2 separate regions of the Homo sapiens genome follow, and region 2 is linked to region 1. Evidence: read pairs that join two places in POLR2A ChIA-PET (ENCODE). Cell type or tissue: GM12878. All regions are shown on one strand. Each heading gives the region's core, and the rest is flanking DNA. Links, peaks and the distances in the headings are about the cores only.

Region 1 (6,046 bases), core at 418-5,417:
CGTGTGGTATTTGACTCTGTTTCTGAGTTGTTTCACTTAAGGTAATGGCCTCCAGTTCCATCTGTGTGGCTTCAAAGATGTGACTTCATTCTTTTCTATGGCTGAGCAGTATTCCATTATGTATATAGATCACACTCTTCATCTTTGCTCTTTTGGTAAATTTCAAATCGTAGTGCCATGGAGACTGGTTGTTTGGGACATTTAACCTTATTTCTCCAACTTCATGCCCAAATTCTCTCCCCACTGCCATTGCCCCTGTATGATTCTGGAGAGGCAGACACAAACAGGGAAGGGTAGGGGACAGTGAGATGCTTCGCAGAGAAGTAGAGATCCATTTGTCCATTTGCTTGAAGTTGGTGTAAGGATAGGGACAGAAAGGAAGGTGGTCTAACAGGCTCCAGGACCTATGAACTATTGCCCTGGAAAGAAGCTAGAATGTTGTTCTTGCCCCCATGACAGGGATAAAGTATAGTTTTTGTTGCTGGTGGTGGTGGTGACGGTGGTAGTGATGTGCGTGTGTGTTTGTGTGCATGTGTGTGACGGGGAAACTAATCAAGAATCAGAGCTGCAGCGGGATGTGGAATCCCAGCACTTTGAGAGGCTGAGGTGGGCAGATCACCTGAGCCCAGGAGTTCAAAACCAGCCTGAGCAAGCTGGTGAGACCTTGTCTTTAGAAGATAATAATAATAATAAAAATAAAATATAAATAAAATAAAATGGCTAAGCATGGTAGCACATGCCTGTATTTGCAGCCACTTGGGAGGCTGAGGCAGGTGGATCCCTTGAGCCCAGGAGTTCGAGGTGGCAGTGAGCTATGATCTCGCCAGTGCACTCCAGCCTGTGCAACAAAGTGAGACCCTGTCTTTAAAAAAAGAAAAGAAAAGAAAAGAAAAAGAATCAGAGCTGCTTTTCCTTTCAATATAGATGGAGGGCTGGGATGAAATCGTCAAACACAATGGGGTGACAATGTTGGTGAAGACAAGAAATAGCTGAGTGCAGCACTGGCGAGGGCAGTGCCGACTGCGGGCACGTCAATGGTTAGGAACACGAGGGAAGGAGGTGGGTGCACAGGCCCACACCGCCCGCTTCACTTACAAACCAGGAGCGCACCATTCACATGTCTGGGGGGTGATCTCAATGCACCCGGCACTGTTTACGGCCGGGAGTTCACTGACAGGTGATCCCTCTGCTGTGACTGGGGAGACTGGGGGCTGACCTCCCAATGTGCCTTGTGCTGTATTCCGGAGCTCTCTGGTCAGGTGTATTCTGATGCTTTCTCTATTCCAGAGCTCTCTGGTCAGGTGTGTCCTGATGCTTTCTCTATTCCAGAGCTCTCTGGTCAGGTGTGTCCTGATGCTTTCTCTATTCCGGAGCTCTCTGGTCAGGTGTGTCCTGATGCTTTCTCTATTCCGGAGCTCTCTGGTCAGGTGTGTCCTGATGCATTCTCTATTCCAGAGCTCTCTGGTCAGGTGTGTCCTGATGCTTTCTCTATTCCAGAGCTCTCTTGTCAGGTGTGTCCTGATGCTTTCTCTATTCTGGAGCTCTCTGGTCAGATGTGTTCTGATGCTTTCTCTATTCCGGAGCTCTCTGGTCAGGTGTGTTCTGATGCTTTCTGTATTCCGGAGCTCTCTGATCAGATGTGTTCTGATGCTTTCTCTATTCCGGAGCTTCCTGATCAGGTGTGTCCTGATGCTTCCTCTGTTCTGGAGCTCTCTGGTCAGGTGTGTTCTGATGCTTTCTGCCTCTGTTCTTGGCATGAAGGTTGGGGCGCTGTGGCCTCTCGCATGAGTGCTGCTTCGACATCTCCTTGGTCCTCAGCAGCAACCAGAAGCTGGTGGAGCTGGACCTGAGTGACAACGCCCTCGGTGACTTCGGAATCAGACTTCTGTGTGTGGGACTGAAGCACCTGTTGTGCAATCTGAAGAAGCTCTGGTGAGTCGAGCCCGTTCCCCTAAGGAAGTTCTGCCAGCGAGGCGTGCTGCGCACTCTGGCTTCAGTGAGGCCCGGTGGGCTGGGGTTTGAGTGAGAATGGCCTTGGCGGCTCGGGTGACTGCGTGTGCTTGTCTTGGGGTGTCTAGCATTGCGGTCAGTGAGTGTTTGTCGTGGGGAAAGCCACACACTCAACCCTGACAAGGAGCATAAATAATAACAAAAAGAAGATGTCTGCCTTTAGGGTGCCTACTGCCTAGCTGACAAAAAGAAAAAATCAGTGTAATGCATTGCTTTAGAGGAGTTTTAGAACTTCATGACAAGCCCTGGGTCCTCATATTGTATAAGAAAAATGGTGCTAAAGCAATGCAGACCCTCGATGTTGTATGCAGCCCTTCCCTGAGTGCTTCTGGGAGACTTGCATTTTGAAGGAGAGAAAAAACCACTTAAAAATGGAAGGGCCATTTCTCACCCATTAGGATGGCTATTATCAAACAAAAGCAAGAAAACTAGAAAACAACAAGTATTGGTGTGGGTGCGGAGAAATGGAAGCCATTGTGTGTTGCTGGTGGGAATGTAAATGATGCAGCCACTATGGAAAACAGCACAGCAATTCCTAAAAAATAAATACAGAATTACTACTGGAGCCAGCATTTCCACTGCTGGGTATATCTGCAAAAGAGTTCAAAGCAGGAACTCAGCCAGGAGCGGTGGCTCACACCTGTAATCCCAGCATTTTGGGAGGCTGAGGCAGGTGGATCACTGGAGGTCGGGAGTTCGAGACTAGCCTGGCCATCATAGTAAAACCTTGTCTCTACTAAAAATACAAAAATTAGCCAGGCATGGTGGTGCATGCCTGTAATCCCAGTTACTCGGGGTGGAGGCAAGAGAATCTTTTGAACCTGGGAGGCGGGGGTTGCAGTGAGTCAAGATCCCGTCACTGTACTCCCGCCTGGGTGACAGAGGAAGCATTAAAAAAAACAGAAGGCAGGAACTCAAACATGTTATTTGTACATCTATGTCCATAGCAACACTATTAGAAATAGCCAAAAGGTGGAAATAACCAAACGTCCTTCAACGGATGAAGGGTGTTGAAAAGTGCTATATATGTACATTCAGCTTTAAAAAGAATTCTAGTACACACTACAACATGGATGAGCCTCGGGGACATTATGCTAAGTAAGATAAGCTAGACTCGAAAGGGCAAATACTCTGATTGTCCTTATAGGAGGTGTCTAGAACAGACAGATTCATAGAGACAGGAAGAAACGTGGTTGCAGGCAATGGGAGGGCGGAGAGTGGGAAGACATTGTTTAATGGTTATGGAGTTTCAGTTCTGCAAGATGAAAGGAGTTCTGGAGATGGTGGTGGTGATGGTTGCACAACAATGTGAAGTGCTTAAGGCCATTAATTGTGCACTTAAAAATGGTTAAAATGGTAAATTTTATTTTACACGTATTTTACCACAATAAAGCTGAATGTAGGGAGCTGGGAAGATGTAGTATTGGTGGGAGCTTGGAGAATGCTTACTTGTTATTCCACCAAATGGAAAAGGAAATCAGAAGTGTACATAGAGCTTGTGTCCACTCCCTTTCCATGTGTAAACTGGAGTAGAGGCAGTGGCAGGTACGGGTGCTTCCTTGTCCATGGTGGAGCGTGGGTGAGAGACATGACTGACATTCTGCCATCTCTATGGAAGGTTGGTCAGCTGCTGCCTCACATCAGCATGTTGTCAGGATCTTGCATCAGTATTGAGCACCAGCCATTCCCTGACCAGACTCTATGTGGGGGAGAATGCCTTGGGAGACTCAGGAGTCGCAATTTTATGTGAAAAAGCCAAGAATCCACAGTGTAACCTGCAGAAACTGGGGTAAGTCTTCATGGGTGTCTTACCAGAAAAGTAACTTCTTTTCAGAGGTGAATTATTTGGAAAATGTGGATGGGGGTTACTTTGGTCAGGCAGAGCTGAAGGTAGAGTAAGGAGGTAAAAACATCAGAAATGCTTTGAAGGACTGGAGGCATATAATGTATACTGCTGCTAATAAGATAATTTATGCTAATTTATGATTATAGAACTAGAGTTTCTTAGTGTTGGAAGAAACCTTAGAGATGGTGCAGCCCAATTGCCTGTTGAGGGAAAAACTTGCTTCCAAGACACTCACATGAATAGTCACCCATTTTATGTGTGCATGCTTGCAAGCATGCAAGTTATCGCATAGTGCATGCAGCCTCTACACTAGGAAAGAGCTCTCACCCTGCAGCCTCTACACTAGGAGAGGACTCTTACACTGCAGCCTCTATATCCTCAACAGTGTCATGGCTCAGCACCTTCACCTATGTAGCCATGCTCTCCCAGGTACACAGGCTGGTTTGTTAGTGTCTGTCTTTGAAATGTGGTGCCCAGACCTGATGATGCATGGTGGATGTTTTACCTCCTGTTGCAGAGAACTATGGTTTCACTGGTGGAATCTCTGATTTCCTTGTTTTTTTTGGCAGTTACATAAGCCTTTTGATTCATGTTGGAATTCTGCAGTAAACAGTAGTAGGGAATACCCACTAATAATCATGCACTTTCCCTGTACCACTTTCCTGTATCACTTTCCCTGTATCACCTGCTCTTTCATGTTCTTACATGGATTTTCTCAGTTGGCTTCAGAAAGATGCTATAGGGTAGGGTATCTGTGTCTCCAATTTAAAGAGGAGAAAATAAAATTCAGGGAGCCTCATAACTTTGTCCAAGGACACTCAGAGAGAAGGTAGTGGAACTCAGTGTAGACAAACGTCTGTGACCTCCCAAGCCACTGCCTTAATTCCCAGTGCATTGCCTTAGGAGATGTTGCTAATGGGCTCTCTACAGGGCTTCTTCATCTGGCTCTCAGCTTAAGGGTGGGACCTCCAATTTAGCTTTGCTAAACCTCATCTTACCTGTCTTTTGACCCATTGACTAGGCAGTTTTGAATCTTCATTCTGACAATAATATCTACAAATACAATAAGCAAATTGGATAGGTCTTCATTCATTCACATTATTAATATATATACCAGCCAGATCAGCATTCAAGACAAAATTTGGCAGGAAAGGTCTTCCCAGAGGAGTAATCCACTAATCCATAATTAACAACCAACCTCTGTTCACAAAGCTCTGATACTTCCTTGGACCTCTCCCATCAGCCAATCCTCAGATGTGACCATATCTCTTTCTATGAAGTCTTCCTGCAGTGCCTTCATTTCCTCGCCTTAGGGTATTACCCTTCCTTAGCAAATCGCCTTAGAATATTACTCTTCCTTGGCAATTTGACTTCTGCTTCTCTAAGTTTGTTCAACAGACATGATTTTGTCCCTTCATTTTGCAGGCCCTCTGGGGGCTCTGTGGTGGGCACTGACAGCAGCAGTGAGTAAAACAGACCAAAATCCTGTTTTCACAACCGTTCTTTTAGGGAAGTGATAACAGATAATAGACATGCTAAACAATATACCCTGTGTATAAGAGCTATAAGAAAAACTGGAGTGACGGCGAGGGGTGCTTCTCTGCTCACGTTTGGCGAGTGCCTCTCCGAGCGGGTGACATTGGAGCAGGTGCTCAGTGAAGCGTGGGATGGGCTGTGAAGGAGCCGGAAGAGCCCTCCAGGCAAAGCAGATGGAACCGAAGAGGCCCAGGCGTAGGCACTCAGGTGACTCTCAGTGATCCTGGTTCCAAATTCCACATGACAAACAAGCCAATTACAAATGTGCCTGATGCATCTGTAATATGCTCTATGTAGTTACTATTGTCAATACCTAACCTGGTAGAGCTGCTGTAATAAAGTATCACAAACAGAGCGGCCTAAACAACAAGAGTTTATTGCCTCTCAGTTCAGGAGGCCAAAGTCTGAGACTGAGGCATCAGCAGGCTGGGTCCTTATAGGTCGTACAGGTCCTTCCCAGTCCTTACTTTAGTTGACATCTGCTGCCTTTAATTCATTTCACTCTTCCTCTTTGGAAGCCTTCTTCGCTCTTATTTTTAGGTCACTACTTAGTCTTTCCTGCTAATGTTATAGCTTCCCCCTCCCTGGATCCTGCATTGGCTTCTCTTCCTGTGGTCTGGGGATTTCACGACTGGTTTAGTTGTGTTTTTTTTT
Region 2 (6,046 bases), core at 527-5,526, 66 kb before region 1:
CAGGCGTGAGCCACCGAGTCTGGCTGACTCTTGTTATGTTTTAGCAAAGAGAATGAAGGCACTTTGCCCCTGCCCTAGAGATTTGTGGAACTTTGAACTTGAGAGAGATGGTTTAGGGTATCTGATGGAAAAAATTTCTAAGCAGCAAAGCATTCCAGAGGTGACTTGGGTGCTGCTAAAAGCCTTCAGTTTTAAAAGGGAAACAGAGCATGAAAGTTTGGAAAATTCGTGGCCTGACAATGTAAGAGAAAAGAAAAACCCATTTTCTGGGGAGAAATTCAAGCTGGCTACAGAAATTTGCAAGTAAGTAGCAAGGAGCCTAATGTTAATCCCCAAGACCATGGGGAAAATGTCTCCAGGCCATGTCAGAGACCTTTATGGCAGCCCCTCCCATCACAGGCCTGGAGGCCCAGAGGAAAAAGTGGTTTTGTGGGCTAGGCCCAGTGTCTCCAGGCTGTGTGCAGCCTGGGGACTTGGTGCCCTGTGTCCCAGCTGAAAGAGACCAATGTACAGCTCAGGCTGTGGCTTCAGAGGGTAGAAGAGGGTGGAAGCCCCAAGCTTTGGCAGCTTCCATGTGGTGTTGAGCCTGTGGGTGCACAGAAGTCAAGAATTGAGGTTTGAGAACCTCTGCCTAGATTTCAAAGGGCATATGGAAATGCCTGGATGCCCAGGCAGAAGTTTGCTGCAGGGGTGGGGCCCCGATGGAGAACCTATGCTAGGGCAATGCAGAAGGGAAATGTGGGGTGGGAGCCCCCACACAGAGTCCCTACTGGGGCACCACCTAGTGAAGCTGTGAGAAAAGGGCTACCATCCTCCAGACCTCAGAATGCTAGATCCACCAACACCTTCCACCATGCACCTGGAAAAGCTGCAGACACTCAACACCATCCTATGAAAGCAGCCGGGAGGGAGGCTGTATCCTGCAAAGCCACAGAGGCAGAGCTGCCCAAGACCATGGGAACCCACCACTTGCAGTAGTGTGACCTGGATGTGAGACCTGGAGTCAAAGGAGATCATTTTGGGAGCTTTAAAATTTGACTGCCTTGCTGGATTTCAGACTTGAATGGGCCCTGTAACCCCTTTGTTTTGGCCAATTTCCCCCATTTGGAACGGCTGTATTCACCCAATACCAGTACCCCCATTGTATCTAGGAAGTAACCAGTTGACTTTTGATTTTACAGGCTCATAGGTGGAAGGGACTTTCCTTTTCTCAGATGAGGCTTTGGACTATGGACTTTTGGGTTAATGCTGAAATGAGTTAAGACTTTGGGGGACTGTTGGGAAGGCATGATTGGTTTTGAAATGTGAGGACATGAGATTTGGAGCCACCAGGGGTGGAATGATATGGTTTTGCCATGCCTCTACCCAAATCTTAACTTGAATTGTACCTCTCAGATTTCCCACATGTTGTGGGAGGGACCCAAGGGGAAGTAATTGAATCACGGGGGCTGGTCTTTTCAATGCTATTCTCGTGATAGTGAATAAGTCTCACAAGATCTGATGGATTTATCAGGGGTTTCTACTTTTGCTTCTTCCTCATTTTCTCTTGCTGCTGCCATGTAAGAAGTGGCTTTTGCCCTTTGCCATGATTCTGAGGCTTCCCCAGCCCATGTGGAACTGTAAGTCCAATTAAACCTCTTTTTCTTCCCAGTCTTGGGTATGTCTTTGTAAGCAGAGTGAAAATGGACTAATACAACTGACCAACACACATGACCCAAAAGTCCCAAAAGTCATGCCACTCCCCCAACCACTCCCCGGGTTGGTAGAGACCAAGCAAGAGTGCTCCCCACTTGGTCACAAGTCAGGCTCTTGAGAGCCTGACATAAAAGATATTAAGCAAGATGAGAGGGAATCTTTATGACAGCAAGACAGAGACACAGGAAAAAAAAGAATGTTTCTGAAAGGAAAAAGATCAGACAACATGAAATAGTCATACCAAAAATAAACCAGCGTTTGTGTGTCTAAAATTAGCCTGTATAAATGCTTTTCTTGGCTGGGTGCAGTGGCTCACCCTGTAATTCCAGTACTTTGGGAGGCCAAGGCAGGAGGATTCCTTGAGTCCAGATGTCAGATATATTTGAACAAGAGGGACTCCATCTTGAAGATGGGCTGGGTAAAAAAAAGCTGAGAACTGCTGGGCTCCCAGGAGCTTAGGCATTCTTAGTCACAGGATGAGTTAGGAGGTCAGCACAAGATACAGGTCACAACAACCCCACTGATAAAGCAGGATGTGGTAAAGAAGCCGGCCAAAACCCACCAGAACCAGGATGCTGATGAAAGTGACCTCTGGTAATCCTCACTGCTCATTATGTGATACTTATTATAAGGCATTAGCGTGTTAAAAGACACTCCCACCAGCACCACCACAGTTTACAAATACCATGGCAACATCCAGAAGTTACCCTATATGGTCTGAAAGTGGGGAGGAACCCTCAGTTCCTGGAAATCCAGTCCTCTTTCCCGGAAAACTCATGAATAATTCACCCCTTGTTTAGCATACAATCAAGAAATAACTGTAGGTATACTCGGTTGAGCAGCTCACACCACGGCTGTACCTATGCAGTAGCCATTCTTTTGTTTCTTTTACTTCCCTAATAAACTTGCTTTTACTTTACTCTATGGACTCGCCCTGTATTCTTTCTTGTGGGAGGTCCAGTAACCCTCTCTTGGGGTCTAGATTGGGACCCCTTTCCAGTAACACAGGAGTTTGAGGCCAGCCTCAACAACTGAGACTCCATCTCTACAAAAAAATCAAAAAGTTAGCAGGGAATGGTGGAGTGCACCTATGGTCCCAGCTACACAGGAAGCTGAGGCAGGAGGATCCCTCGAGTCCAGGAGGTTAAGTCTGCAGTGAGCCATGACTGTCCCGCTGCACTCCAGCCTGGGCAACAGAGCTGATTCTAAATAAATAAATAAATTCTTTCTTTCCATTTATCTTAAATTTGGAAAAGGAAAAGGAAACAGTTTTACTGTCTGCTTGATTGGATTGCACAGACAGATGCTGTTTGAAATGTTTCTTCCTTGGTGCGGTAAAGAAATAGCACTTGAACATGAATTTAATTTATTTAGTAAGGCCATTTTTACTTCTTGCAGAAAGGGTACACTCATCAGCAGTTTTGCCATGAGAGTGCATTGAACAAAGGAGACAGGGTCATTTATAACCTGACGCGTCCTCCCTACTGCTGTGTCTGGTTTCCACTGGCTGGAGCGGGACCTCACATTCTGTATTTGTCTCGATTGGCTAGCAACTTAGAACTTTTTAAAAGAGGCAAAGGTAGAGGGGAACAAAGGAAAGAGGAAGTAACTGGTGGAATGCTGAGAAAGGTAAAAACACCTTCAAATAAGGAAGAGGAACAGGCTGTGACCTAATGCTTACTTGGACCAGTATAAGCATGCCAGGGCAGATATTTAGGCTAAATTGTGGGAGCTAAGAACATAAAGAACATTGATTTCTTTATTACGGCTAGCAGATATTTAAGAATGTTAGCACAGGTCTTTGAATAAATTTTGCTTCTAATAGAAGTTACTATTTATTCCTAATTAGATGGGGAGGAAAGTCTTTGAAGAGGAACCTCTACTTTACTTTTTACAGATGCCAAGAATCTAACTACTCCCAAATTCTTCCCCTTCTGCTGGCCTGTCAGGCCCCAGGTTCCTTGGACTCCTGGCTTCAGAAGAGCTAAACAGTTTTGGTGATCCTGCTCACAGCGCCAAATCTGTAGGGGCCAAGAGAAAGCTGCTTCACTCTCTGAAGTTTTGCTGCAAAATCAACTGACAATAGGCAGATTAACAGGGAGATAAGCATACAAAATTTTATTTTAACTCACATAGCATGGGTAATTGTAGGAGAATGATTACTGTGCCACTGGCTTTTTTTTTTTTTTTTTAAGACGGAGTCTCCCTTTGTCGCCAGGCTAGAGTGCAGTGGCGCGATCTCCACTCACTGCAACCTCCGACTCCCTGGTTCAAGTGATTCTCCTGCCTCAGCCTTCTGAGTAGCTGGGACTGCAGGCATGCGCCATTACGCCCAGCTAATTTTTGTATTTTTAGTAGAGACGGGGTTTCACCATGTTGGCCAGGATGGTCTCCATCTCCTGATCTCGTGATCCTTCTGCCTGGACCTCCCAAAGTGCTGGGATTACAGGTGTGAGCCACCGTACCTGGCCCAGTATCTCTTTTGTTACTTGGTTATTTCACTTGGCATAGTGTCCTCAAGATTTATCCCTATTGTCCATATAACAAAATTTTGAATTTTTTTTTTTTGAGACAGAGTCTGGCTCTGTCGCCCAGGCTGGAGTGCAGTGGTGCGATCTCGGCTCACTGCAAGCTCCGCCTCCCGGGTTCACGACATTCTCCTGCCTCAACCTCTGAGTACCTGGGACTACAGGCGCCCGCCACCACGCCCGGCTAATTTTTTGTATTTTTAGTAGAGACGGGGTTTCACCGTGTTAGCCAGGATGGTCTCGATCTCCTGACCTTGTGATCCACCCGCCTTGGGCTCCCAAAGTGCTGGGATTATAGGTGTGAGCCACCGCGCCTGGCCAATTTCGTCTTTTAAAAGCTGAATGAGTATTCAGTTATTTGTGTTTTTCAAATTGTCCTTATCCGTTTTTTCATCGAGGGAGTTTGGTTGCCCCCACTGTATTTTAATGCAAAACAAAAGGAAAATTTCCCAGGTTGAGAGGAGCAGTAAAGCCTGAAGTATCACTCTCTGCCCAGACCTCAGTGGTGGGCTTGCTTTGAGCATTCTTAGGCAGCCCCACTTCCCTTAGGCACTTCCCTTCCCTTTGTTGATTAAAGAAGAAACTGAGGCAAAATTAATATAAGTGGAGTTTATTTGGGCCAAGTTTGAGGACTGTAAGCCGGGAGAGATAGATTCAAGTTGCTCTGAATATATCCTCCAATTAGCAGCAGTTGCAAGTGAGTTTTTAAAGGATGAAAGAGGCAGTTCCTCAGCTGTTTATAAAAAATTTACATTAAAATAACATAAGCTATTGGTTAGCTATACATTTTTCTTTGTATCACAAACGCTAGCAACATGGAGATAATAGGTGATGCAGCTAGTCAGGAACAAAATGCCTTTAAACAACTGCCCCCGCCTTGCCCCCGCCCCCCCATACTGCTGTCTCTCTGAGCCTGATAAATTTTGTATGCCTCCCGGGGAATTGTTTGAACCCGGGAGGCAGGGGCTGCAGAGAGCCTCGATTACATCACTGCGCTCCAGCCTAGGTCACAGAGCAAGACTCTGTCTCAAAATAAATAAATAAATAAATGTTGTATGCCTTACATAACTCAGAATGTTCTCAGCTACTCTCTCTTCTCACCTCCAGGAATGGGAAAGTGAAGATGCACTCCCAGTGGAGGAGGGTTTATTATGGCTCCAAGCACAGTGTCTGCTCTTACTACTCATTAGCAGTCGTGTAGCCTATTCTAAAATTAAAGTGTCTCGAGTGGGACAAATCCTGAAAAGAATGTTTTTTACAAGTAATGTGCTGCTACTGGGGATTCTGGGGTGATCCATCCTGGGACAGTCATCCTCTGCACCCTGTCTGGCCTGGGGCCAAGGAGTGATCTTGAGCAGTCACTGCAGTGGCTAACCCTGGAATCTAAGGCCTGCCCAGAATGCACATCCAGAAGCCCTAGAATGCGGGGGAAAAAGCCGTATTTGCACATCCAGAAGCCCTAGAATGCGGGGGGAAAAGCCGTATTTGCACATCCAGAAGCCCTAGAATGTGGGCGACAAAACCGTATTTGTGCTTCTGTTACTGGAAAGGGGTCCCAATCCAGACCCTAAGAGAGGGTTTTTGGATCTCGCACAAGAAAGAATTAGGGTGACTCTGTAAAGTGAAAGCAAGTTTATCAAGAAAGTAAAGGAATAAAGATTGGCTTCTCCACAGACAGAGCAGCCCCAAGGGCTGCTGCCTGCCCATTTTGATGATTATTTCTTGATGATATGCTAAACGAGGGGTGGATTATTCATGTCTCCCCTTTTTGGACCATACCGGGTGACTTCCTGAGGTTGCCATGGCGTTTGTAAACTGTCATG

The links. Peaks named below come from ENCODE experiments on the same cell type or tissue, not always from the same donor. Only the 100,000 strongest peaks of a DNase experiment are listed, where the experiment ranks them.
Region 2: POLR2A ChIA-PET joins it to region 1 with 11 read pairs; 4 of 35 experiments call an interaction of 5 or more read pairs at or near these places.

Annotation. Positions count from the first base shown.
Region 1 is chr1:247,432,342-247,438,387 of GRCh38, forward strand. NLRP3 (NLR family pyrin domain containing 3) reads left to right here. Exons shown (of 10, transcript NM_001243133.2): 6 at 1,762-1,932; 7 at 3,629-3,799. Among named protein-coding and RNA genes, the nearest start is that of NLRP3, 19 kb to the left of the region's middle. RefSeq lists an enhancer at 3,047-3,156. In GM12878, for the core only: no CTCF peak of the experiment used is centred there; a DNase peak (open chromatin) is centred at 3,210.
Region 2 is chr1:247,365,842-247,371,887 of GRCh38, forward strand. All of the region lies in intron 1 of ZNF496-DT (ZNF496 divergent transcript), which reads left to right. Among named protein-coding and RNA genes, the nearest start is that of ZNF496-DT, 37 kb to the left of the region's middle. In GM12878, for the core only: no CTCF peak of the experiment used is centred there; no DNase peak of the experiment used is centred there.